Regions from separate parts of the Homo sapiens genome. Here all the other regions are linked to region 3. Evidence: chromatin loops called from intact Hi-C (ENCODE). Cell type or tissue: psoas muscle. All regions are shown on one strand.

Region 1 (4,000 bases), 450 kb before region 3:
AACTCTCTTGGTTTCCCAGTTCCACAACTCAGCAGGATATTGGTTTGGTTCAGCTCATTTTTCCTAGCCAAGCCACTCAGGTCACTAACAGACCTGCAAGGGTGTCCTTGGGGCAGGGGCTGACCCCTGGTAGGGGGCCTAGGGTCACGTGGTGGGGCATCCCTTTGAAAGGCCTGTGGGTGAAGCAGAAGCAGAATGGCTTCAGGGTAAGACCCCACCTGGGAAGGTTGGTGGCCACTGACCTCAAAGCTAGCACTTTGGAAAGCAGCCCAGTGGTGAGAGCAGGGGGACATCAGGCTTTCAATCTGCCCAGCTCAAGCCTGTGTTCCTCAGCCAGGTGCACCTGCCTGTGATCCCATTTACTTTGGAGGCTGAGGCAGGAGGATCACTTGAGGCCAGTTAGAGACCAGCCTGGGCAACATGGGGACACCCTGTCTCTACAAAAATTTTTGTAAAAATTATCTGAGAATGGTGGTGCATACCTGTAGTCCCTACTACTGGGGAGGCTGAGGTGGGAGGATGATATGATCCCAGGAGTTTGAGGCTGCAGTGAGCTGCTACACTCCAGTGTGGGGGACAGAGCAAGAGCCTGTTAAAAAAAAAAAAAAAAGGCCAGGTGTGGTGGCTCACGCCTATAATCCCAGCACTGGGAAGCTGAGGCCAGCGGATCACTTGAGGCCAGGAGTTTGAGACCAGCCTGGCCAACATGACAAAACCTTGTCTCTACTAAAAATACAAAAATTAGCCGAGCATGTTGGCAGGTGCCTGTAATCCCAGCTACTTGGGAGGCTGAGGCAGGAAAATTGCTTGAACTGAGGCGGAGGTTGCAGTGAATCGAAATGGCACACTGCACTCCAGCCTGAGCAACAGAGCAAGACTCCGTCTCAAAAAAAAAAAAAAAAAAACATGCTCCAATTCGTTTACCGGTCCCTTCCCCCACCCTCCTTTGCCCTGATATCACAACTTTGCCCAGAAAGGACTCAGAGACCCCGCCCCTGTACTTGGGCGTGACAGTGCCCTGGTGTGAGGGGGCATCTTCCGCTGACCACCCGACTGACCCCATCCTCTGGTCCCTACTGTACGCTGTGAGTTACAACAGTGACCATGACCATAGGGCCTACTATGTGCAGGGTGCTCAACAGCCCTCACATAAGTGTCACAACAGTCCTGGAAGGTCCCTCACAAGCGAGGAAACTGAGGCAGGAGCCACGAGATCACTGGCCTGTCTGTGGCTGAGCCAGACTTGAACCTGGTCTGTCTGACTCCAGAGCACGTGCTTTTTCCGACACTTCCTGCCCCCCAGAGTCATCCCATTCCGGAATCCAGGCTCTGGGATCCCAGGGCCTCAGGGACTGGGCACCGTCCCCCCAACCACCGCCGAGGAGTGGGCGTTTCTACAGCCTTCTCCGTGGGCCTGCGACCCCCAGTGCGAGGGGAGGGCCGCTGGGGGCTCTGGAAACCCCCTCTTCCATGGGTGGGAGGCGAGGGGCTGAGGCGCAGCGCTGGGCTGGGCCCAGGCCGGCTTCGCCCACACCTGGGATGGAGGCGGAGGCGCTCCGGGTGTTCTGCAGGCGGGAGGCTTTCCACCCCGCTGGCCCCTCACGTCGGCGCATCCTCATGGGATCCTCACGAGGAGCGAGTGAGGTGGGCTCCATTCTTATTCTTTCCCCTGGCAGGAGGCGAGCAGAGGCTCCGGACTCCACAGGTGGCGCGTGGTGAGTAGCCAAGATGAGCTCAGGCAGCCTCTCCAAAGCAGGGGCGCTAACCTGGCCACCTCTCACACCCTGGCTCCCTGCTGGCCCTCTCCACCCCCGCCCGGTCCCTAAGGCCACATCTCTTCCCCGTCCTCGGCCAGCTCAGCCCAGGCCGTCCCTCCCTATGCCCGCCAGGGGGAGTGCGAGCTCCTTGCAAAGACCTCAGGAGGCCGCTGGGAAGGTCTGGACAGGCCAGGCGGGGCGGGAAGCAGGAGGACCCGCGGGGCGGGGACCGGAGCCGCTGGGAGGCCGCCCAGTTTGACGTCCTGCTCCTGCCCAGGCCTCGCCAGGCCCCGGCCCTCCGCAGGCCTCAGTTCCCTTGTCTATAAAATGGGAGGTGGAGCCCTTGGGAGCAGAGCTGCTCACCTTTTAAGAGCATGTGAGTCACCTGGGAATCTTTTTAAAGGCAGATTCTGATGCAGTGGATCTGGGGTGGGGCCTGGGAAGCCGCATTTCTAATGAGCTCCCAGGTAAGGTCCATGCTGCTGGATCCTGGATTCATCTCTCTTTTTTTTGTTGTTGTTTTGTTTTTTGAGACGGAGTTTCACTCTGTCGCCCAGGCTGCAGTGCAGTGGCGCGATCTCGGCTCACTGCAACCTCTGCCTCCTGGGTTCAAGTGATTCTCCTCCTTCAGCCTCCCGAGTAGCTGGGATTACAGGCGCCTGCCACCATGACTGGCTAATTTTTGTATTTTTAGTAGAGACGGGGTTTCAGTATGTTGGCCAGGCTGGTCTCGAATTCCTGACATCAGGTGATCCACCCGCCTCGGCCTCCCAAAGTGCTATTACAAGCTTGAGCCACCGCACCTGGCCTCTGGATTCATCTCTAAAGGACCCGCCAGCTCCGATGACAATTTGTTTTTTTGGGTTGAACGAGGAAGACCTGCCTGTGTCCCAAACCCTTCTGAAGAAGTGGCTGTTCATGTGGTCATTAACTTATTCCCTCATTCATTCATTCAACAAGCATCCTCTGAGCCTCTCTCTGTGACAGGTCCCTGCCTGGTGCCAGGGATATAGAAATAGACAAGATCCTGTCCTGCCCTTGAGGAACTCATGGACACAAGAACCAGAGATTAGCACCCAATGTGATCAGTGCTGGGGGAGAAAGAAGCCCAGGGCAGAGGTGCGAGAATACCAGAGGAGCCCCTCACTAGACATGTGAGGAGGTCAGGGAAGGCTTTTGGGGGAGAAGACCCCTCCCCCTCCCCCTCCTTTGTTTTTTATTTTTGAGAAAAGATCTTGCTCTGTCACCCAGCAATCACTGCTCGCTGTATCCTCAACCTCCCAGGCTCAAGCTCAGCCTCCTGAGTAGCAGAGATTACAGGTGAGTGCCACCACCCGGCTAATTTAAATTTTTTTTTTTTTTTTGTAAAGACAGAGTCTCACAATGTTGCCCAGGCTGGTCTCAAACTCCTGAGCTCAAGGGATCCTCCTGCCTTGGCCTCCTAAAGTGTTGGGATTACAGGTGTGGGCTCCACCTCCTCTTGATGAATGGGCAGAAGAGCACCAGGCAAAGGGGAGGGGAGGGAAAGGGTTTTCCAGCAGAGGAACGGGCATATACGAGGCCCTGAGCAGAGAAAGCCAGGCCATGGGGGTAAAGTGGTTATGCAGTGAGAGGGGCTGCACACAGACACACAAGAACACATAAACCCCTCACATAAAGCAAACACGCAAACACACCAGCACATACATACACCCCCTCAGAGGTGCAGATGTGGGTAGGAAGCTGCACCCTGAAAGAGAAGAGAGTTCTTATTCGGGAACTTCAGTGAGCTCCGACTGGAGTGGGTTGTTGTAGGACGGTTTCCTTAGCAATCCCCTGCTTTCCTCCCCAAATACTCTCCAAGGACCGCTTCCAGGGCTCTTTCAGCTCCACCGCTGAGGCTCCCCTGGCTGCCAAACTCCAGAGTCTACCCCTGCCCCATCTCCCTTCTCCACTCCCATCCTCAACTCCGGGCCCCCAGCTCTGAAGAACTGACCCCAGGGAGTGTCCTGTCACATACGGGCCCACTCTCATCCCCACCCCTCTCTGCCCCTGTCGCTACCTGCTTTTCCCTACCCCTGGCCCCATGCTGTCCCTCCAGCAACTTTGAGAGGCAGATCTGATTTGCGCCTTTGTTTTTGTTTTTGTTTTTGTTTGAGATAGGGTCTTGCTCTGTCACCCAAGCTGGAGTGCAGTGGCGTGATCTAGGCTCACTGCAACCTCCGCCTCCCAGATTCAAGCAATTCTGCCTCAGCCTCCCAAGT
Region 2 (4,000 bases), 290 kb before region 3:
CGCTCTCATCGGTACCACCGAGGGCTGGAGAGCAGCGACCTCGCAGCGGAGGAAGGCGCTTTGTCAATCCCCGACGGGGTGGGGGGGCGTGGATTCCTCCAGGTGGGTGTGGGGGGTGTGACCTCGCACGGGGAGGACAAGCTCGGAGGCGGCAGGGAGGTGAGCGGGGCGGCCGGCCCTGGCGGTCCCCGGGGGTCTCCGCCCCTCCGCAGCCCCGCCCCCTCGTCCCGGTACTCCCCCTCGCCCCGGCGCCCGGGGGGCTCGGGCAGCCTCGGCCGCGGTCGGCGCGGCTCGGCTCGGCGTCGCCAAGGCAACAGCGGCTTAGGGGGCGGGGGCGACGTGGCGGGCGGGGTGGGCTGGGCCGCGCTGCGCGGGCCGGGCCGTCGGCGCTCGGTCGGCGGGCGGGCGGCGCGGGCCGCGAGCTGCTGGGGCCGAGCCCGAGCCCGGCCCGCCCTCGGCCGCGCGGCCGCCCAGCAAGGGTGCGGGTCCCGCGCGGGTCCCGGCCCGCCGCCGCCGCGCTAACCCCGCCTCCCCTTCCCCCTCTTGTCCCCCCGTGCGCAGGGCTTCCTCAGCCGCCGCCTCAAGGGCTCCATCAAGCGCACCAAGAGCCAGCCCAAGCTGGACCGCAACCACAGCTTCCGCCACATCCTGCCGGGGTTCCGGAGCGCCGCCGCCGCCGCCGCGGACAATGAGAGGTGAGCCCGCCGCCGCCGCCCGGTCCCCCGCGCCGCCGCCCCGGGCTGCGCCCCTGAGGACGCGGGGACAAAGCGCGAGCCCGGCCCGGGGCGAGCCACACGGCGGTGGGGGGACCCCACGCCGCCCGCCGGGAACTTATGGGGCCACCTCGGCCGGACTAGGGGGCCCGAGGGGAGGACCCTGTGCCTCCCTCCGGGGTTAGGTGAGTAGAAGAGAGGAGAGCAGAGGGTGCCCGCGGCGGCCCGGGCGAGGCCGGGCGCGAAGTCCCCTCGCAGGGAAGTCCTGCCTCGCCTGTCCGAGGTGGGCATTGTTTCCCGGGCCGTGCGGTGCCCGAACCGGGGACGGAAGTGGGGCCTCTGCCGCCAGGACCCATCCCCCTGCCTTGGGAGCCCCTGGGTATCAGATACAAAAGGCATTTTCGGCCGGGTTTGGCCGAGACCGGGCGCTGCCCGTGGTGAGGGGAAGGGTGAACATCTGGAGGGGAGGAGCAGGGGGCTGGGCCACTTAGGGGGCACATCTGCTCTAAGTAGGGCGCGTGCTCCACTGGGGGCTGGCGCTAGCAGAGCGGGCAGTGCCCAGGCCCTGAGCTGGGGGCACAGCCTGAGGCTGGGGAGCCAGGGCCATCTCCTCTCCAGCCTAGGCAGCTGCTTCTCTCCTTCCCTCACCTCTCCACTCTCAGGGGTGTCTCCTGCTTTCTGTTTCCTTCTCCTGGGCCAGCCGGGAGCAGGTGTGGAAATTCCGCGGGGAGGTGGCTGGTGGGGCAGAAGGGGAGAGGGAGGAGGAGGTGGTTCAACCTGCCGGGAGACGCTGGCCAGGGAGCAGGCTTCAGCTCGCAAGGGCAAGCCATCCTGTCCTCCAGGGGGCACTGGGCGGACACAGCCTCTCAGGGCCCAGGTCCTCCTCGAGTGGTGCCAGCCACAGGCACCTTTCCACTTAGGCACAGGCATGGTGATGGATTCCAGTGCCAGTTAGAACATGTCCCTGCCCAGCCTGTGGAGGTGAAAGTACGGGCAGGCACCGAGGAGCCTTTTCAGCATTCAGCCCGAACGTCTCAGACCACTGGCATCTGCCTTCGTAGGGCTGTGTCCGTGTTGGCACTCCCTGTAGGGGAGGCGTAGGTAGCATGAAAATGTCTCTCCCCTCCCCCTTGGTTCTAGCGGGCAGAGGAGTACAAGTTACAGCCCAACTCCTGCCCAAGGTTGAGTGACTGTTTAACTGACCCCTAGCATCTTCCTGGAGAGTAACACTTCCACCTCCCAGTAGAATGGCTAGACGTTTAATTTCCATCGTCCCAGAGCCGCGCTCTCCAGTGCATCCTCACCACTGCCTGCAGCTGGTTTCCTGCCCCAGCTGCCAAGCCCAGCCTGAGGCGGGACCCTCAGCCTTTCTCTGATGGCCCTGGTGCCCCAGGGGACCAGGCGTGCCCTGGCAGGAAGATGCAGCCAGGCCAGAGCTCAGCGCTGGGTGCAGTCACTGCGTCTTTGAAAATCTCGCTTCCCATCTTTGTTATTGTCTGGGCGGCAGGCCACCCGGTTTGCTGCCTTCCTCCCTCCACCGGGCCCCTGCCTTCGGCTGTCTTCCCCAGGAACATGCCCTTCTCCGCGCTTTCCTTGGCGGGGGTCAGGACCCTCTGCACCCGCATGCGGGGGCTTGTGTACGTACCCCGTTTTGTGTGCATGTGGTGGTTGTCCGGGGAGCAGGAGAGACAACAGGCAGTCCGGCTTCTGAGTGTGTCTGCTCTCCCGGGAGCAGGCGGCATGCATGTCATGTTTACCTCCTTACAGCGGGAAGCCTGTACCTAGAAGCCGGCAAGTGCTGGCTGGCCACCCTAGCCAGAGGTCGGGGCATGGCCAAGACGACCTCGTGCGGGTCCTGCCCCACTTGGCCTCAGGTCAGCCTTGCCACATGCTGAAGGGGCGCAGAGTGGGGGTTGGGAGTGAAACTACAAGCCTGTTTCTGGAAACAGTAGGAAACGGTAGCGGTTGGAGCAGAATGTCACTGGCAGCGGTGTGGAATTGTCTTATTAATTTTCTATAAACAAAATATGGCTTGGTGGCCTCTCTGGCACAGGAAGGGAGCCTAGATTTCCCATGGACAGGCAGAAAGACTGGGTTTGAAATCTCTCTACCCAGCCTTGGAGCTGAAATAGGCTTTCCCAGGACTGGGGTCTCCTGATTTGCTGCTTTGCTTAGGAACAGATTCGTCGGCTGCTGCTGGGATGGATGGGCAGAAATTTCTCTGGGGCTGTCCCTGGAGTCATCCTATTTGGAGTTCAGTGAGTAAAAACAACTATGGTGACCCCGCCCGCCCCCCAGCTCATGGCCAAACCTGGATGAGTGGAGCAGTGCCTCTCCCTGCTCTGATGTGGTGTGGTTGTGATGTTGAAGGCTGGGAGGGCAGGATGGGCTGTCTTTGGCTTGGTTTAGCAGCAAGGAAGGGTTGTGTCCTGGCTCCATGGGACCCCCACTGGCTGCCATGCCTCTGGCTGGGGAGAGGGTAAGTGCCAAGACGCTAGCCTCAGTGAGTGGGTGGGACACGAGTGGGAAGGACGGTGGGGGCTTCTAGGGTGTCGAGCGGGAGTCCTGGTCCCCATGGCCTTCCCGTGTAGATGAGCGGCACAGGGCACTCTGGGGCGGCCACTTGAGTTCTGACTTTGGATGAATCTATCTGGTTTATATGGCTGCTGAAGAGGCTTTGTTGAATGCTGTCTGCGTGCTCCGCAAGCTGCTGTGTTGGGGAGGTGGTTTTTTTGCGCTGGAATTCTCTCATCTGGAGGTTGGAAACCAGTTGGTTCTGTGCTGGGATTTTTTTGGCTCCCTGGAAAAGGAGTCGGTTTCAGGGGTGGGGATGCCGAACCTGGCTGGTTGGGATTGAGGGTTGCTATCTGGTTGTGAGGCTGGGGTCAGGCCAGGCAGTGCTTGGTTGGCACAGCTGGGCTCTGGGGGCTGGGGGCTGTAGGACAGGCTTGAGCCTTCGGACTTATTCTTCTGAAACGGCCTCAGGGGAGGTTGCCAGCTGGTCTCCACAGTCTCTGGGTCCCTCAGACACTCATTTCTTCTTCAGAAGCTTTGGCAGTAAGCACCAAGGACAGGTGATCATTTCTCCTGGGTAACAAACACATGCTGCTTGGAGCGCTTTCCAGGTGAAAGGTGTGCCGGCAAAAGCATTTTCATTTTGCACACTGGAAATGCTGCTGCTTCATTTACAGGGCTGTTTTAATGTTGGTAAAAGTGATATAGAGGATGTGGTTCTGTCAGCCCAGAGGATAATTTCCAAGTCATTCATTTATTTATTAATGTTACTG
Region 3 (4,000 bases):
ACCTTTGCTGTGTAAGCCCAAGCCAGGACATCTGCACTCTGGCTTGTGCCTTGCGCTTATCTCTTTGACCAGCCTATATTTCTAAATAAAGCTTTTGCCAATTCCTTGGGCACTATCACTTATTCTGGGCTTGTAAAAGATCTTTAACAATGGAGAAACACTTAAAGCCTTAATAATGGTCCACATCAATTGTTTCCCCTTGTCAGCAGGATCCGAGAATGGAACTTCACAAGAGATCAATGCAAGCCTCCCAGGGCCTTCCACTGAGGCTTTCTTGCAACTGTGACCTTGACGTTTATGTAGTTATTTAATATTCAACCAAAGCATTCGTACACTTGGCCCTTTACAGTAAATATAAGTGTGCTGGACAAATGGCAGTTATGGACCAGGAAGTGAAAAATGTCAAGTTTGCACTGATGGGAAATTTTTCCCTCTGGAAAGCTTTTGCTATGCCGAAGACACTAACAGTTCAATATATTATCCAGAGCAATATTTTCTCCTTTGAATTCCATGTATATGCCTTAAATAAATTAAACTACCTGGTCAATAGTCTCCGTCACTCATTGGATTCCTGAATACTTCTGCTCTTTGCCAGAATAGTGCCATACAAATCAAGATTATTAATACTCATAGAATCATTGAATTTTTAGAACTAGAAGAATCCTCAGGGATCATCATCACCCAGTACTCTCAAAAGTCAAGGGGGAAACGGAGGCTCAGAGAGGTGACGTGACTTCCCTTGGGTCCCACAACTGGCTGGCAGTATGGTCAGGATGAGAACTGAGGTCTCCCGACCCCACCTCAAGTTTGCGGTGCCATTTTTGCCTCTAAGATAAAACTGAAGATCTCTTGTTCCTCCGCTTACTGTAGGAAAGATCCTCCTAATGTATCAGACAGCACTGAGGTCTGTACTCTGGCCTCACCCTAAAGATTTTGGCCCTGAGTATGGCCATCCAGGAACTATATCTGTAGATCCTGAGTTGGCCAGACTGCCCCAGTTTCAAATCTTCTGTCTGGGTTCCTTGCTTGTTAAAGCGCAGGTGTGATTTACAGGAAACCCTCACAATTGTTCAGAACGTGGTTCCCATAGCCACCAGACCCTTCCGCCACTACTACCCTAAAAAGAGAAACATTTTTCAGAATTCATATTCACTCTCCTCTGAGGTTTATTCAAGAATGACCCTTTCCCAGCAGTTATTAAAGTTAAAAAGTAACACGTTGGCTCTTAAAAAGAAGTCATGGACCAGAATGAAAATATCATCGATATTCCTGGGCCCCAGCCTCAGCAATTCTGATTTAATCGATCTGAGATGAGACCTGGGCATGTGTATTCTGGAAAAATCACCGCAGGTGATTCTGATGAGCACTCTGTCTGAGAATCACTAGACTAAGTGAATTAAATAAAAATACCATCTGAAACCAACATATTGAATGAAGTATTCTGCACTGGTGTTAGCTGGAGTGTGAGGAAGACTCGCGCTTATGCTACAACTGATGGTATCTCTAGTTTTATCCAAACCTGCTGTTGGACCTGAAATCCATTACCTTGTAACGGTATACACGGATGGCTGAAAGAGATACACAGAGGAGGTGGTGGCCTAATTGCCTGGCACTCCGCGGGCCTACTGAAAACTTTATGTGGCTTTTACTGCCCCCTAGTGGACATTTAGAAACCGCTACTGGGAAAGTCACCCCGTTCAAAATTCCAACACTACTGAGCAGTAAGATACTCTACTAAGACATTAAAATGGTCTTAAAGAAACACCACTACAAATGAAATATTATTCAGCCTTAAGAAGGAAAGAAATTCTCACACATGGCACAAAATGGATGCATCCTGAGGATACTATGCTAAGTGAAATAAACTAGACCCAAAAAGACAAATACTGTAAGTAAGAATGCACTTATATGAGGTACCTAGAGCAGTCAAATTCATAGAGACAGAAATTACAATGGTGTTTTCCAGGGCTGGGGTGGGAGGGAATGGAGAATTAATGATTATTGGGTACAGAGTTTCAGTTTTGCAAGATAAAATAAGTTCTGGACATGGATGATAGTTGTACAAAAATGTGAATGTACTTAATGCCACTGTACACTTAACATACATACAATGTACATTTAAAAATGGTTAATCTGGTAAATCTTGTCATGTATATTTTACCAAAATTTTAAGATTAATTTTTAATTTTTTTAAGTCATAGCTTTTGGTAAGTTAGAGATAGTACTATAGTGAAAAACAGAAAATCTGGATTTTAGTCCCAATTGTTTCTGACTGTGTGACCTCGAGAAAGTCACCTAACTTTCTGGGCTTTGTTGTAGTCACCTATAAAATAAAGGGGTCAGACTAAGGTCCCTGGCTTCCGCCAGCGAGCAAATGCTGAACCATGATTTATCTTGATATCACCACAGTCGAAGGCTGCGTTACAAACACACAAGTGGCATTCATCACGTCGGAGAGTTCCTGCTGTGCTGTTGGGATCAGCACATTGGGATGATCTATAAGAGGAGGAGATTTGGGTCTGAGATTTATGATGCATTTGAGGAAATCAGCAGGGCATTTGGAGGAAGCAAGCTAAAATGTTTGGAGGGAGAAATTCAGCAACTAGAATATCAAGCCACAAAACATTATTAGCAATGAGGGGCAGGTAAGAGGCCAATTTCTGAAGAAATACTGTGTCTGCAATACTGGGGAAGTCAAAACCAGTTAGGGCAGTCCTTTGTCACTCAGGTGGATTTGCATCCAATCTTAGCAACTCAGACCTTTGATGTCACAGGTACACGCTACAGATCTCAGGCAAAAACAAGCCTCTGGTAGACAAAATCAGTGTCACACGGTGCATGCCAGACAGGAGGCAGGGCCAGCCCCTGCCAGCCTCAGGGATATGAGCCTGGTACCCAGGGCAAATTCCTACCTCAATGTTCAGGGCAATTTCTGAGTCCACTTAAGATGGAAGGCAGTCTGCAGTGAGGTCACCTAGGGCCAGATGGAAAGGGCAAGAATGGCCTGTTGGGGCAGAGTGGGAGACAGAGCAGTGGGGCAGAAAGGAAGGACCTGGGCAGATGATGTGCTGCTTCGGTGGGGGGTTATGAAGGCAGGAGCGGGCAGGACACTTCTGGGAAACTGTAGATAGTTCCGACGGCTGGAGAACATAAGAGGTGGAGGGGGTATGCACATGGAAATCCCACTAGTGAGATTGGCAGGGGCCAGATAATACCACCACCACGAATAATAATAATAACATTAGCACACGCTTACTGAGCACTTATTATGGGTCAGGCACTGTTCTAAGCACTTTGGAGGTATTATCTCACTTAATCCTCACAACAATCCTATTTTACAGATAGGGAGAGGGAGGCCCAGAGATGTCAAGTAATTTGTCAAAGATTACACAGCCAATAGGTCACAAAGGCAGGATTTGAACCCAGGCAGGCAGATTCCAGAGCCCATGCCAGAATGAATGAGAGATGTATGAGAAGGGGATGGAGGAAGATCAGGCCTAGCTAGGAAGTAAGAGTCTCATAGGGAAGGCCCTTGAATGTTGGTTTAGAGTTTGAGCAATGTCCTAAAATGATGGGGACTCCCTGAAAGGTTTTGAGAAGAAAGCAACTTAATTAGATGTGTATTATGGGATGATGCCTCAGGCTGTCACATAGAAAATTTACCCAAGTGGTTGGATGGTCTGGGGCAGACAGGAAAAGTCCAAACTGAGGCTGCAGTGGAGTCAGAGGGAAGGACAGAGGTTTGGGAAATATTTTGGAGCTAAAATCAACAAAACTGGATGACTGGGAGAGAGAGACAGGAACATAAAGGATAATCCCCCTATGTCTAGGTAGTCACAGGGAATATAAGGGAATGAGGAAAGGCAGAGGGGAGGCAGTGGGAAGATGATGAGCTGCACAGAGGACCCTGGAGGGCACGCACCTAGAGAGGTTTGTGGTCCCTGGGAAATGTGTCTGGAGCTTGGGAGAGAGATCTGGGGTCGTCAGGCCCCCAAGGATG
Region 4 (4,000 bases), 310 kb before region 3:
GGCTGCCTGAAGGAGGAATGCATGACTTCAGGTCCAGGAGGGGGCATTCTCTGCTCCCTGCAGAGCCGGCCCCGCTGCCCCCCATTTGTGCCCCTTCCAAGCTACGGAGGCTCCGGGTGGCTGTTGGGGTGGGGAACAGAAAAGCCAGCCAGGCTCACAGATCAGACAAGCCAGATCTGTCCCAGGGTATATGGGGAAACTGAGGCCTGGAGAGGAGCAGCTTGCCCAGGATACTTGCTGGGGCTCCCTCCACTGGCCCAGGCTGCTGTGGGTCCATCTCAGATGGTCGTTCACTTGGGACATATTTATGTTTGTGGCCCATCAACCAGTGGAGGGATGTCAGCCACGTGGTCCTGGCTGTAACAGGGCGGTAGTGCTGGACCCCTGGGTGGGGTCCCACCATGGGCGCCCCAGTTTTCTCCTTGAAGTATGAGGAATTTGCTTAGTTCTGCTCTGTGAGTCAGTCTCCTGACCCAGCATCCGGCGTGTATTCAGCGGATGGGCGGGGTGGTGGAAGAGCAAACCCTGCCCCCTCCGCCCCCTCCACCCTCACTCCCTCCATCCCTGCCCTTCACGGAGGCTGATTGGTATTAAACTATTCAAACCCAAAAGGAACATTACCGTCATTTTGGTCTGTGTCTGCCTTCCGCGGGGGGCATCCCCCTTTTCTGCAGAGGGAGTGTTGGAAGGTGGGACTCAGGAGTTGTCCGGGGTGGCCAGGGTGGGGCAAGGATGTTCTTCGGGGCAGGAGTCTGGGGACAGGGGGTCTTGGAGCCTCCTGAATCCAAGACCAGGCTAGTCTGAGGCCTGGGACAGAGGTGGGACTGCTGCAGTATTGGTAGGGTTGGGAGGCTGTCGCCCCACCCCATTAATACACAGGAAGGTGGTTTCATCAGCTCCATTTTACAGTTGAGGATCCCAGGCTTAGGGAGGAGAGAGGCCTGGCCTCAGCAGGTCTCCAGCTGGTGGGTGGTAGGGGCAGGAGCCCAGCTCTCGTCTGCGAGCCTTGCTGCGGTGTGAACGAACTTACTTTCTTCTCTCCTTTTGCCTTTCTTTATTCTTTCTTTCGATAAATTTGCCATCATCACCAACTATGTGTCAGGGCCTATGCCAGTCATTGAGGATACAAAGAGGATGAAAACGTAGTTGCTACCTGCAGAAATACAGAAGGGCCAGCCGGGGCTTGGTGAAGTAATTTCCAGGCAGGTGAAGGGGAAAGGACATTCCAGGCAAAGGCCAGGACATGGGAAACAGCATGAGCAAATGACAGCAGGAACTGAGCGCAGTTTGGGGGCTGAAATGTGAGGAAGTGGCTGGAATGGAAGCGACAAGAGATCCACGGCAGTGAACAGAGCAGATGGGATCTAAGGCCATATTAACAGGAGTATGAGGTCCTCAGCAAGGGAGGTGAGGTGGGCCAGAGTAGGCCAGAGCAGACATGGAGTGCAGCATACTTGACCAGGCTAGGAGAGTCTGGAGCTCCTTCAGTGGGCAGAGACCAAGACTGGGTGGGGATCCAGCATGGGGTTGGGGGGACAAGCAAATTGCTTTTCTCAAGCAGGTTCTCAGGAGCCTGTTCCAACCCCCCCAACATCTGTGCTCAGAATGCCCTTGGGCAGGGGTAGGGGGAAGAGCCCACTTCAAGGATCCCTGGAATCTTCTGCCTCATCCTGGCAAGTGGCAGCTGGCTTGGGCAGTGTGAGTGAGGAGGATGGAAGTGAAGGGAACAAGCCAGCCTCTGTACCCCCTCCTCTTCCTGCCCTGGGGACTTCCAAATACATCAGAAGGCCATCCCTGTAAATTCCATTTCCCCAGCCCTGCACTTAAGCCTGTTGGGCAGCATGGAATCAGATGAACTGGTTCCCGTTAAGGTGTAAAGGCCACCACCCCAGTCCCTGCCAGGTTCAGTAACTGGCGAGTGGAATGCTCTCTGTGGGGGCCTTTCTTCCTCTCTTCACACCCACTCAGGGTCTTGGGGTACAGTGCTGGCCTCTCCCAGGGATAGTCCCCCCAACCCAGGGATGAAGCAGGATTAGAATCTTGGCCACTGCTCCCTTCTGTAGGATGGCTCAGGCAAGTTGCCCCACTCTCTTTCCCTGTCTGTAAATGGGCAGGAACCCCTCCCCACAGAGTGGCTGTGAGGGCTCAGTGCCTGGCACAAGGCAGCATTCCCCACACCTGTTCCCTTTGCTTGTGTGAGGGGTGCACCTCCACCCCACATTTCCTCCAGAGCCCCAGGTAACTGGGCAGACCCCTCCCACTTCCATACCCTTCCGTCACGGCCCCAAAGCAACATCACCCCTGACTGAACTTCTAGGGCTCAGCCCTGGCAGTAGAAGGTGGAGAGGGGCTGGAGGGGTTCCTAGGGGACCAGAGACCAAGTTCTTAGGTGGTGAGTTCAGATGGAGATGGAGGTGTCTGCGCAGGGTGGTTTCCTGCCAGTTGGGGGCAGCAGAGGGTAGCAAGTGGACTTCTGGGTGGCTCCTCCCAGTGAGTGTTGAAGTCCCAGGGGTTTGTGTGTCAGGGGCCACAGGGAGCTGGCCCAACAAGGTGTTAGCTGGCTAAACAAGGTGTAGAACATACTGCTGGGGGCTGGGAGCAGCTCAGATCCGGGAGCACCTGTCAATGGCTGGGCCTGGCATGACTGGCTGTGCCAGCTGGGCCTAGGTTGACCAGAAAGCCAGGGGTTCTGAAAGGGGACCCTGGTCAGGGACACTGGATGGAACAAGGTCTGGGGCTGGGACAGCTGTCCACCAAGAGAAAGGGCACAGGGTGAGGTGGACCAGCATGTGATCTGTCAGGCAGGGCTGCTGCACTGTGGTCACCAGGCTGGGGCCAACAGACACTCAGTCACTGCCACCCTTTGATGGGTTATAGGCACCTGTTCCACCTACCACTGCTTTGAGAGGGGGTAAGGCGGGCATTGTGGGAGAGGCAGGGTGGTGGTCAGAGCTTGCACTCCAAGTCCCACTGGCCTGGGTTCGAATCCCAGCTCTACCACCTCTGCTGTCTGTACGATGGGGGATTTTGAATCCTGTTCTGCATAGTACTCTGAGTCAGGCCCTGTGCTGAGCACTTTCTAAGTATTGTCTCATTTAATCCTTACAACTCGAGGCTCAGATAACACAAATCTCACTCATAGAAGGTGACAAAATCAAGGCAGATGGGGAGTGAAGAGATAGCTGAGGGTGGCTCCTCTCATGGGCCTGGATCTTGAAGTTCTCACAGCGCCTGGACCATAGCATGCAGCCCAGTCTTTGCTAGTCAGTGCTGTTTTTCTCTTCATCTTACGGACGAGGATGTTGAGGCCCAGAGAGGGGAGGTGCATTGTCCTGGGCCACACGGCTTGCAGGGACAGAGCTGAGATTTGGACCCAGGCCTCCCCATCTCTCTGCCTTATCTTGTCCTGCCCCTACTTTGAGCAGGCCTGGCCCTAGGGGTCAGACACCCCTGGGATAGGAGAGAACTGCTCTCCTCTTGTCATCCTGCCCTGTGGCCCTGCAGGTCCTCCCCTTTCCTGGGAGGTGGGGGAGCCTGCATGTCAGGGGCAAGGCTCAGACGCCTTCATTTTCCCACCTCCTCATGCTACAAAAATGAAACGATCAAGTGGTATTTTGGTGGGATTACAGACATAATTATATCTGAGTTGTCAAGCGGCAATTGTTGTTTCCAAAGCCAGGAGGCCCTCTGTGGAGGTGGCAGCAGTGACATCTGTTTCTAACACAAGGCTCTGCATCGGGATGAGTAACTTCTCCTGTGGAATTGCTTAAAGAACGTCTAAAACGAGCTGAGCTTGTTACTCCCCTGCTCCAGCACCTTAGATGGCTCCCAGCAGGGTGGGGGATCCAGCTCCCCGGCCTGGCATTCAAGCCCCCCAGGCTGTCCCAGCTTCCACGCCTTTGTGTGGGCGGATCCTTCTACCCACAATTCCTCCCCATCTCTCTCTGTCTCCAGAGCTCACTAGTGCCATCCAGGGCTCTGTCCAGGTTGCAGAACACCC
Region 5 (4,000 bases), 130 kb before region 3:
ACCCCATCTCTACCCCTTCTCACATCCCTTTTTGCTCCAGCCCATCTGGGCTACTTGGTATGGTCTAAGCTCAACAGCCTCACCTGTGTCCAGGCCACGGCCAGGCAATAGCCCTGCCAGAGTGTCTGTCCCAGCCCTGTTCACCAGCTGATCCCGTACACCCTTCTCCTGAAGTCTTCCTTGGCCCTCCCTGGATGAGGAGCTCCTCCGCTGAGTTCCCGGATAGCTTCTCTGAGCTTCTCTCCCTCCGAGCCAGGCATCCTACTACCTAGCATCATTTTCTCATCTGCCTCCCAATGCTACAGTGAATTCTTTCAGGACGAGAACCAAGCACTATACCCTCCAGCCCACCCAAGGCTGGGCCCAGCATCTGCTCAGGAAATGTGTGTGAGGGGTGAACAAATGAATGAATAACTGAGTGTTCCCAGTATGGATGGAATCTGAGCCTTAAGCAAAGGCAAGGAATGCTAACGGTGGTATGAGAATTCGGTAGCAGACAGTGCTCCAGCATTTAAATTCAGCTCAATCCCTGGGATTATGTCTAGATCTGATGGCATCATCTTCTTCCCCCATCTGAACCCTTGACAAGAAGGAACAGAAAATATACCACCCATGCCTGTCAGGACCCCCACAGGCCATGGCAGAGGCATTTGTCAAATACCTGAGTCCCGCTGGTCCAGGGTCATGGAGTTCCACCTCCGTGTGATGTCAATGTAGAGGATGTCCACGGCAGCCATGGACAGGCTGCTGCTGCTGAGTTTGCAGCTCCTGCCAACAATGGGAAGTGACATGTCACTGCCAGCCTGAAACCTGTCCTGTCTATCTCTCCTCCACTCCTGTTAGGGACTGAATGTTTGTCCTCCCCAAATCCATAGGTTGAAATCCTATCCCTCCAATGTGATGGTGTTAGGAGGTGGGGCCTCTGACAGGTGATTAGGTCGTGAGGGTGGAGCCCTTGGGAATGGGAATAGTGCTCTTCTAGGAAGAGACACTAGAGAGCCTGCCTCCTCTCTACTCTCCACCATGTGAACATAGAAGAAGGCAGCCGTCTGCAAACCAGGAATTGGGTCCTCACCAGACATCAGATCTACCAGCACCTTGATCTTGGTCTTCCCAGCCTCCAGAACCATGAGAAGTAAATGTTTGTTGTTTAAGCCACTGAGGCTGTGGCATTTTTGTTCTAGCAGCCTGAACCGACTGACATTGTTTTTGTTTGGATTGTGTTCTGGGTCTGGAATGTCCTCCCTTACCACAGCTGGAACTACCGCAGGGTGACTGGCATGGAGCCATGGTAGAGAAGGCAGTGATGTAAGTGAGGTTAGATCCTCAGGTTCCTGTAAGTTCAGCCATTTGGTTAGTTATGGGTCTAACAGGCTGGAAAGAGCAAGAACTTTAGAAAAGCAAGGCAAGTGTTTTTTTTTTTTTTTTTGGATACAGAGTCTTGCTCTGTCATCCAGGCTGGAGTGCAGTATTGTAATCTCGGCTCACTGCAACCTCTGCCTCCTGGGTTCAAGCAGTTCTCCCTACGTCTGTCCCCTGAGTAGCTGGGATTACAGGTACCCAGCTAATTTTTATATTTTTAGTAGAGACGGAGTTTCACCATGTTGGCCAGGCTGGTCTTGAACTCCTGATCTCAGGTGATCCGCCCGCCTCGGCCTCCCCAAGTGCTGGGATTACAGGCGTGAGCCACTGTGCCTGGCCAGGAGAGCAAGTCTTGAGTTGTAGCCTGGCTCTGCCACTTGGAAGCTGCATGGCCCTGGTTAAAACATTTCACCTTTCTGAGTCTCGGTGTCCTCATCTATAAAACAGGTGGTCTTTATTATAGTCATTGTGTGTCAGCCTGACCTTGCACAGCAATGTGGGTCCCTGCTTGCTCTAAAAGAGAACAAACTCCACATGTCAAGAAATACCACCAGCAACGTGTCCTCATCTTCCTATCTCTTAGTCTCCAGAAGGAGGAGGGGAAGCTAGGCCCTCGGCACTGCCCTCTCCTGGAGTGTCCAGGCAGCTGACGGTGTCATGCTCAGATGACCCAAGGATGACAGCATGTCAACAGTACAGGCTGAAGCCATCACTACTGTCCAGAAGCAATTTCCCACTGGAAATGCTCACCAGATGAGTCCCTGAGGACAAATCTATGGACAAGGGCTCAAGGCTTCTGTACTTTACCCATCTCAATCTGTCACCTGAAGATTCTACATAAGCCCTGAATCAGCCACACTAAGCCCCAGATTTATAAAGCAGAACAGCACAGGCTGGGTCCTTGCTGCTCTGTGTGGGCTGACACAGAATTGCTGGGGAGGTTCCTTGTTCCTGACTTTAGGGGAGTCACCTGGAATTGACAGGAGGATTGTGGGGGACGGGCCTCTGAGCTTTGGATGCTCCACTTGTTTAGGTGCAGGGAGGCCACAGTAACCAGGTTTTCAGTCTGATGTCAGCATTGGTGCTCCCTGTCCATGCCACAGCAGGGGTGTTTAGAATCCTCCTACCCCTCCCCAGCTTTTTTTTTTTTTGGTCTGGAAATGTGGAGGGGAGGGCAGTCTGGTATGCCAAAAAGAGCATGATTTAGGCATCAGACAGATTAGGATTTAAATCCTGACTGGAATCTTTTCTAGCTGTGTGACTGTGGGGAATTTACTTAAACCTTCTGTGCTTTTATTTCTTGGGCTCTAAAATGAAGATGATAATACCTGCCCACATGGTTGTGAGTACATGCCAAGAACCCAGCATGGTGCCTGTCACCTGGTAGGCCCACAGCAATTGTGAGTTCCCTTCCCCAACTCTCTCCCCCTTTTCCCTTTTCTTCCTCTAGATCTAGAGCCATCTCACCCCAGAGGCTGCCTGGAGCCCAACCTTTCAGTGAGTGACCCTGCCCGTTCTGGAGAAATGGAGTACACCAGTTGGAATATCTGTGTACAGGGCTTGGGCTCTCTCTTCAGACTGGAAGCAGCCCTTGGCTTGTCCAGGTGCACCCCTGTCCTGGACAGGATCGTGCTGGGAGGCCTGTCCCAAGGCAGGCTAGATTTGTCCAGGGAATCCTGAAAGCTAGGCCTCTGGGCCAGCTGTCAGGTTGGCTGAACTACATTCAATGCCGCTTTCAACTTTTCAAACGAATCCACATCCACTGCCTCAGCTAATGGTGAAGTGGCTCTTTGATTTCCCATTTGCCATTATCCCTTGTGTGAATAGCTCTGTTAGGGACCGGACAGGGGAGGGGTTGATTGGCAAGCAGGGTTTGGGCATCAGAGGCCCCTCTCCAAACCCAAGCGCACCCCTAATGACAGTGGCTGGGCATGTGCCCCGCATGGTGCCCAGACGAGCCTGGTGCTCCTTGTATGCCAGCACACTTTCTTGCCCCCTTCCTCCCTCCTCCCTTTCTTTCTTCCCGCCTGTATTTCCCAGGCCATCAATGCACATCCTGCTTCCTCCTGGGCTCCTGCTCCGTATTTCAATCACGAGTCGCGGTGGCAGACTTCAAAGCACATCAGCACACGGTTATTGAGCCCCAGTAACCACATGTCAATGGACGCGGAGGTTTTCACGTCACTTGTCACCAAGACGGCTATCTACTGGGTTCTGTGGGGGAGGATGGTCCAGTCTCTCCCAGGGTATTCGAACAGCCTGCATTGCTAATTTACAAAGCTTCATTAGGAACAGCCACAGTGTCCTTTAATTATCATATCAGTGTCCTCTGGGCTACCTGCTCTTCCACAAGTCAGGAGCGCTGCCTAGCTTGCTCTGTGGGTTAATAGAGTATTAAAAGGGAAACCAAACTGACCACTGGTATATAGTCATTTTTTTTCTGACAGGTAGAAAATAGAAGTGTCAAACCTTTAGCAGGAGCCGTAATTTACCAAAGAAATTCTCCGTTTATTCCCTTTCCAAGGTAACTCTTCCTCCCTAGTGATGCCTGCAAATATAGTTGATTGCAGCATCTGCTACTGGGACAGAGGAGGGATCCATGCTGGCTGCGGTAGGCAGGAAATGCAAATGCCTTAAA
Region 6 (4,000 bases), 350 kb before region 3:
GTATACAGGAGGGTATGCATATGCTATATTTTAATGTCAGGGACTTGAGCGTGCTTGGATTTTGGTATCTGATTGGATTTTGGTATCCTGGATCCAATACCCCTGGGATACCGAGAGACGCCTGTATGGCACTGCACAAAGCAGTGGGCTCCCTGGAGGAAAGGCGCAGGGAGCTCAGAGAGAGTGTTGCAGGAGGGCTGTGGAGGAGGCGGTGAATTGAGAGAGGGGAGTGGTGGTTTTTCTGGAAAGGAAGAGTGAATGCGAGTCAGCCAGGTGGCTCAAGAGAGCTGTGGCAGGGAAGGTGAGCCAGAAAGAGTGGCCAAAGGCCAGCAGGGCCAGGGCAGCTAGGGCAGGGGCTGTGTTTCAGATTTCACTCTGGCTGTTTTATGGAGAACCACACTGAGGAGGCAGCGGAGGATTTGGGGGGACAGTTCGGGGGGATGGAGGTCCCCAAAGGTAGAGATGGCGATGCCCTGGTTCTGGGAGATGTCAATGAAGGTGATGAGGTGGACAGCCTCAAGCTGGAATTTGGAGCTCTGAAGAGCCCATTTCACAGAGCAGGCTCCAAGTCTACAAAGCCAGCCCCATGTCCTGTATCCTAGGAGGTGGGAATCATGGGAGCAAAGACACAAAGGAAAGAAGCAGTGAAGGGCTGGGGGCCAGGGTGGTTGGGGAAGGGATAGGAGTAGGGTGTGGTAAGAGGGAAGATAGGAGTAGGGCTGGGGCCATATCCACTGACCACTATCCTAGGCTAGGACTAGAGTCAAGGCTGTGTGGGATTGAATCCTGTCTCTGCCACTAATCAACTCTTGTGCCTGTAAAATGGGAGAGTAACAGGATTCACTGCTTTTGGTCATTAGAAGGACTTGCTGAATTGACACTGCCTGACAAAGGGGAAGCACTGAATTGGGATTAAGTATGCACTGAGTGGCCTTGGGCAACTCTGCCCTCTCTGAGCTTTGCTTTCTTCTAGCAGGTCTCTGCAAACCCTCTAGGCCAAAGTCCTCTAATCTCCCTGTGCTAGCAGTGTGCAGCTCCCGAGGGTGGTCAGAGCACAGCGGCAAGCTGGCTGTATTGCCTCAGATGGGACCGTGTCCCTCTCTGCCCTGTAAGGGGATACCATGCCTATCAGAGCTGTAAGGGGATATTTTAATCAGCCCAGGACCTGCTGAGGTCAGAGGGCATAGGGACCAGAACAAAGAATGCCAGTCACGGCTGCTGCCTGGCCCTAGATGACCTGCTGGGCCCCAGAATCCAGACCACATGGGGAGCCTGCGGAGGGAGGTGGAAGCTGGGGGCCTCACTGTGGGTCAGGCACTGTTCAAACTGGGTGTTCTCCATTTTGGGCCTCAGTTTGCCCATCTGTACCATGAGGTTTATAACCCCTCCCTGCCTGCAGCACATGGGGTGCTGAAAAAAAGGAACAGGCTGCAGTTTGGACAAAGCAGATTCAGGTCTTTATTGGGGGCTGTGGTCTCAAAGCCTGAGAGAGAGCAACAGGTGGGCGAGTGAGGCTCAGTGCGGCCCACGGATGACCTGCTTTGGAATCACCTGTGGGACCACTGCCCGCTGATGAAAAATGCAGACTCCTGGGCTGTTCCCCAGACTGGCTAACTTAGACTCTGCCCGGTGGGCCCAAGTGTCTGCACTTTAACCCACATCCCAGGGGACTGGAATGTCTCGAAGTCCAAGATCTGAAGTTCTGGGCATCCCCTTCCTTGCATCAGGGGAACAGGGGCCCAGAGGGCATGGGGTCGGCTGGCCCAAGTTGCTTAGGAGACTGGAATCCTATGCCATGCCACTCAGGGGTCCTTCCTGTGCATCGCCCCAGGAGCCCTGGGAGTCCTGGGTGATGCCTGGGGCAAGGGGTACTTTATCCTAGGGCTCCATAGCCCAGCAGGGGGCAGCGCAGATCAGCACCTGCTGAGGGCTCCCCGCTGCTGTGTGGGCCTGGGCTGGGTAGTGCGGATCTAGAAAGAGCTCACTGTTCCGGAGAGGTAGGTGTGGGCCTGGGTGGGAAGACGGGCCTGTGTGTGCATGGGAGCCTGTGTCAGGGGGGCGACAATGAGAGAGAGAGCACCAGGAGGACACAAGAAATGCGACATCAGAGAAAGCAGGCCCAGAACATTGTGAAACTTCCTTACAGCTTCCCGGGACAGAGGCTGCAGGGGAAGAGGAGAGGGCATCTGTTGCCCAAGCTGCCTCCCTAGGACTGTCAGTGGGATTGGGGTGACTTCAGGCCTCCCCACCTCCCCCCACACCATGTCCTCTGGGCTTTTAAATGAGGATCAATCAGAGGTCAGCCCCTCCCCAAGTTCAGCATCAGAGTCAGGAGGGACTAGGGGCTGGGCTACAGGCTAAACTCCAGCCCCAACTCTCCAACTGGCCCTTCCTTACTTTGCCTGCTACAGCTTCCTCTGCTGCTGGGAACCTGTGGGCAGGCCTACGGCGTGGGGTGGGGCCAGTCCTGAGCCTCTGGACCTCTGACTTGAGAGTGGGCTGACCACTAGATCTCTTGAGGCCTTCTGCAGTTCCCAGTTGTGGGAAGGCAGCTTCACTTTCATACTTTCTCAGGGCAATGGGGGGCTGGTTTGGTAGTGAGCTCCCTGTCACCAAAGGTATGCTAGACAAGACTAGGTGAATTTTTCTTCCTCTTAAGCCTTTGGTGACAGGCTAAAGGGTGGGTCCTGGGCCATCCCCTCTTTATACCCCATCTGTCTGTTAATCATTAATTGCCAAGAGAGCTCCTCCTGGGATGGGGTGACTCCTTGGCTATGGGGGATGCTGATATCCAGGATGACCTTGAACTTGTTTTTCTTGGCCCCAAACTTTCTGCTACTTCCTGTTTGAGCAGGTGCAGAAATTATAGGGGCCCAACCCTTCCTTGTTTTCCTGGTAGAATTTCCAGACAAAATGCTCTTCCCAGGATGGGGGCAGAGCTGGGATTGTTCTCACTCCCAAGGGGATTTGAGGAATGAGGATGGCAGAAGCTCCATTTAATTCCCACCTACCTGGTCTTAGGATGCTAGCTATGGGCTAGGTGGGATCCTCAGGAAAGGCCAGTAAATGTGAGAACCGTGGCTCTGGCAGTGCTTGCCTCTCCTCTAACACCAGCTATGGCTCCCATTTATGTTCCAGATTGGACACAGAGGCTCTGAGTGTCAATACCCAATGGCCTTGAACACCCACCCAGGCCAACCCCATTTTGTAGGAGGGGAGGCTGGGGCTGTGAGCCAGAGGAGCCTTGTTCAAAGGCACACAGCAAAGTGAAGGCATTTATTCATCCATTCATTCATTCACCGAGTGCAATCTCTGTGCCAGTTCCTTCACGGTCAGGATTTGCACCCTGGCCTGCTGACCATCCTCAGCTGCCACTCAAAAATAAACTTTCCAGCCTGCCATCCATGTGTCACACCAGGCCTCAAGAGGTAGGTCACTTGTTCCTGGTCCCACAGCCAGCCTGCCTGCCTGCCTGCCTGCCTGCCTGCCTACCTTCCTTCTTTCCTTCTTCCTTCCTCTTTCTTTCTTTTCTTTCTTTCTTTTTCTTTCTTTCTTTTCTTTCTTTCTTTCTGTCCATTTCTTTCCCTTTCTTTCTTTCTTTCTTTCTTTCTTTCTTTCTTTCTTTCTTTCTCTCTTTCTTTCCTTTCTTTCTTTCTCTCTCTCTCTTTCTTTCTTTCTTTCTTTCCTTTCTCTCTCTCTCTCTCTCTCTCTCTCTCTCTCTCTCTTTCTTTCTTTCTTTCTTTCTTTCTTTCTTTCTTTCTTTCTTTCTTTCTTTCTCACTTTCTTTTTTTTTGACAGGGTCTTCCTCTGTTGCCCAGGCTGGAGTAGAGTGACACGATCATAGCTCACTGTAGCCTCAACCTCCCTGGCTCAAGCAATCCTCTCACCTCATCCTCCCAAGTAGCTGGGACTACAGGCACACACCACCATGCCTGGCTAATTATTATTATTGAGACTGAGTCTCACTCTGTCGCCCAGGCTGGAGTGCAGTCGTGCAATC

What was found. Hi-C counts contacts between places; a loop is a spot of excess contacts. Peaks named below come from ENCODE experiments on the same cell type or tissue, not always from the same donor. Only the 100,000 strongest peaks of a DNase experiment are listed, where the experiment ranks them.
Region 1: a loop joins it to region 3, with 15 times the contacts of the local background. A loop is called at or near these places in 103 of 110 quality-filtered maps.
Region 2: a loop joins it to region 3, with 4 times the contacts of the local background. A loop is called at or near these places in 100 of 110 quality-filtered maps.
Region 4: a loop joins it to region 3, with 4 times the contacts of the local background. A loop is called at or near these places in 100 of 110 quality-filtered maps.
Region 5: a loop joins it to region 3, with 2.0 times the contacts of the local background. A loop is called at or near these places in 17 of 110 quality-filtered maps.
Region 6: it touches region 3 in a loop (3-fold over the local background); 45 of 110 quality-filtered maps call a loop at or near these places.

The regions. Positions count from the first base shown.
Region 1 is chr9:121,544,246-121,548,245 of GRCh38, forward strand. All of the region lies in intron 1 of LOC107987016 (a long non-coding RNA gene), which reads right to left. Among named protein-coding and RNA genes, the nearest start is that of GGTA1, 46 kb to the left of the region's middle. RefSeq lists a silencer at 1,925-1,974. In psoas muscle, a CTCF peak has its summit at 1,895 (motif pointing right); DNase peaks (open chromatin) are centred at 1,476 and 1,926; H3K4me3 peaks cover 857 bases.
Region 2 is chr9:121,698,764-121,702,763 of GRCh38, forward strand. DAB2IP (DAB2 interacting protein) reads left to right here. Exons shown (of 16, transcript NM_001395010.1): 3 at 562-695. Among named protein-coding and RNA genes, the nearest start is that of DAB2IP, 49 kb to the left of the region's middle. RefSeq lists a silencer at 704-783. In psoas muscle, a CTCF peak has its summit at 1,540 (motif pointing right); DNase peaks (open chromatin) are centred at 618, 1,608, 2,178 and 2,570; H3K4me3 peaks cover 2,736 bases; H3K27ac peaks cover 3,005 bases.
Region 3 is chr9:121,991,152-121,995,151 of GRCh38, forward strand. The region is part of intron 3 of TTLL11 (tubulin tyrosine ligase like 11); the gene reads right to left. Among named protein-coding and RNA genes, the nearest start is that of TTLL11, 100 kb to the right of the region's middle. In psoas muscle, a CTCF peak has its summit at 1,682 (motif pointing left); a DNase peak (open chromatin) is centred at 1,610; H3K27ac peaks cover 677 bases.
Region 4 is chr9:121,684,604-121,688,603 of GRCh38, forward strand. All of the region lies in intron 2 of DAB2IP (DAB2 interacting protein), which reads left to right. Among named protein-coding and RNA genes, the nearest start is that of DAB2IP, 35 kb to the left of the region's middle. RefSeq lists enhancers at 1-196, 2,564-2,713. In psoas muscle, a CTCF peak has its summit at 2,436 (motif pointing right); a DNase peak (open chromatin) is centred at 2,458; H3K27ac peaks cover 574 bases.
Region 5 is chr9:121,859,676-121,863,675 of GRCh38, forward strand. TTLL11 (tubulin tyrosine ligase like 11) reads right to left here. Exons shown (of 9, transcript NM_001139442.2): 8 at 662-768. Among named protein-coding and RNA genes, the nearest start is that of DAB2IP, 210 kb to the left of the region's middle. In psoas muscle, a CTCF peak has its summit at 1,985 (motif pointing left); DNase peaks (open chromatin) are centred at 1,270 and 1,996.
Region 6 is chr9:121,638,308-121,642,307 of GRCh38, forward strand. It overlaps a transcript of DAB2IP not described here. Among named protein-coding and RNA genes, the nearest start is that of DAB2IP, 11 kb to the right of the region's middle. In psoas muscle, a CTCF peak has its summit at 1,902 (motif pointing right); a DNase peak (open chromatin) is centred at 1,914; H3K27ac peaks cover 1,453 bases.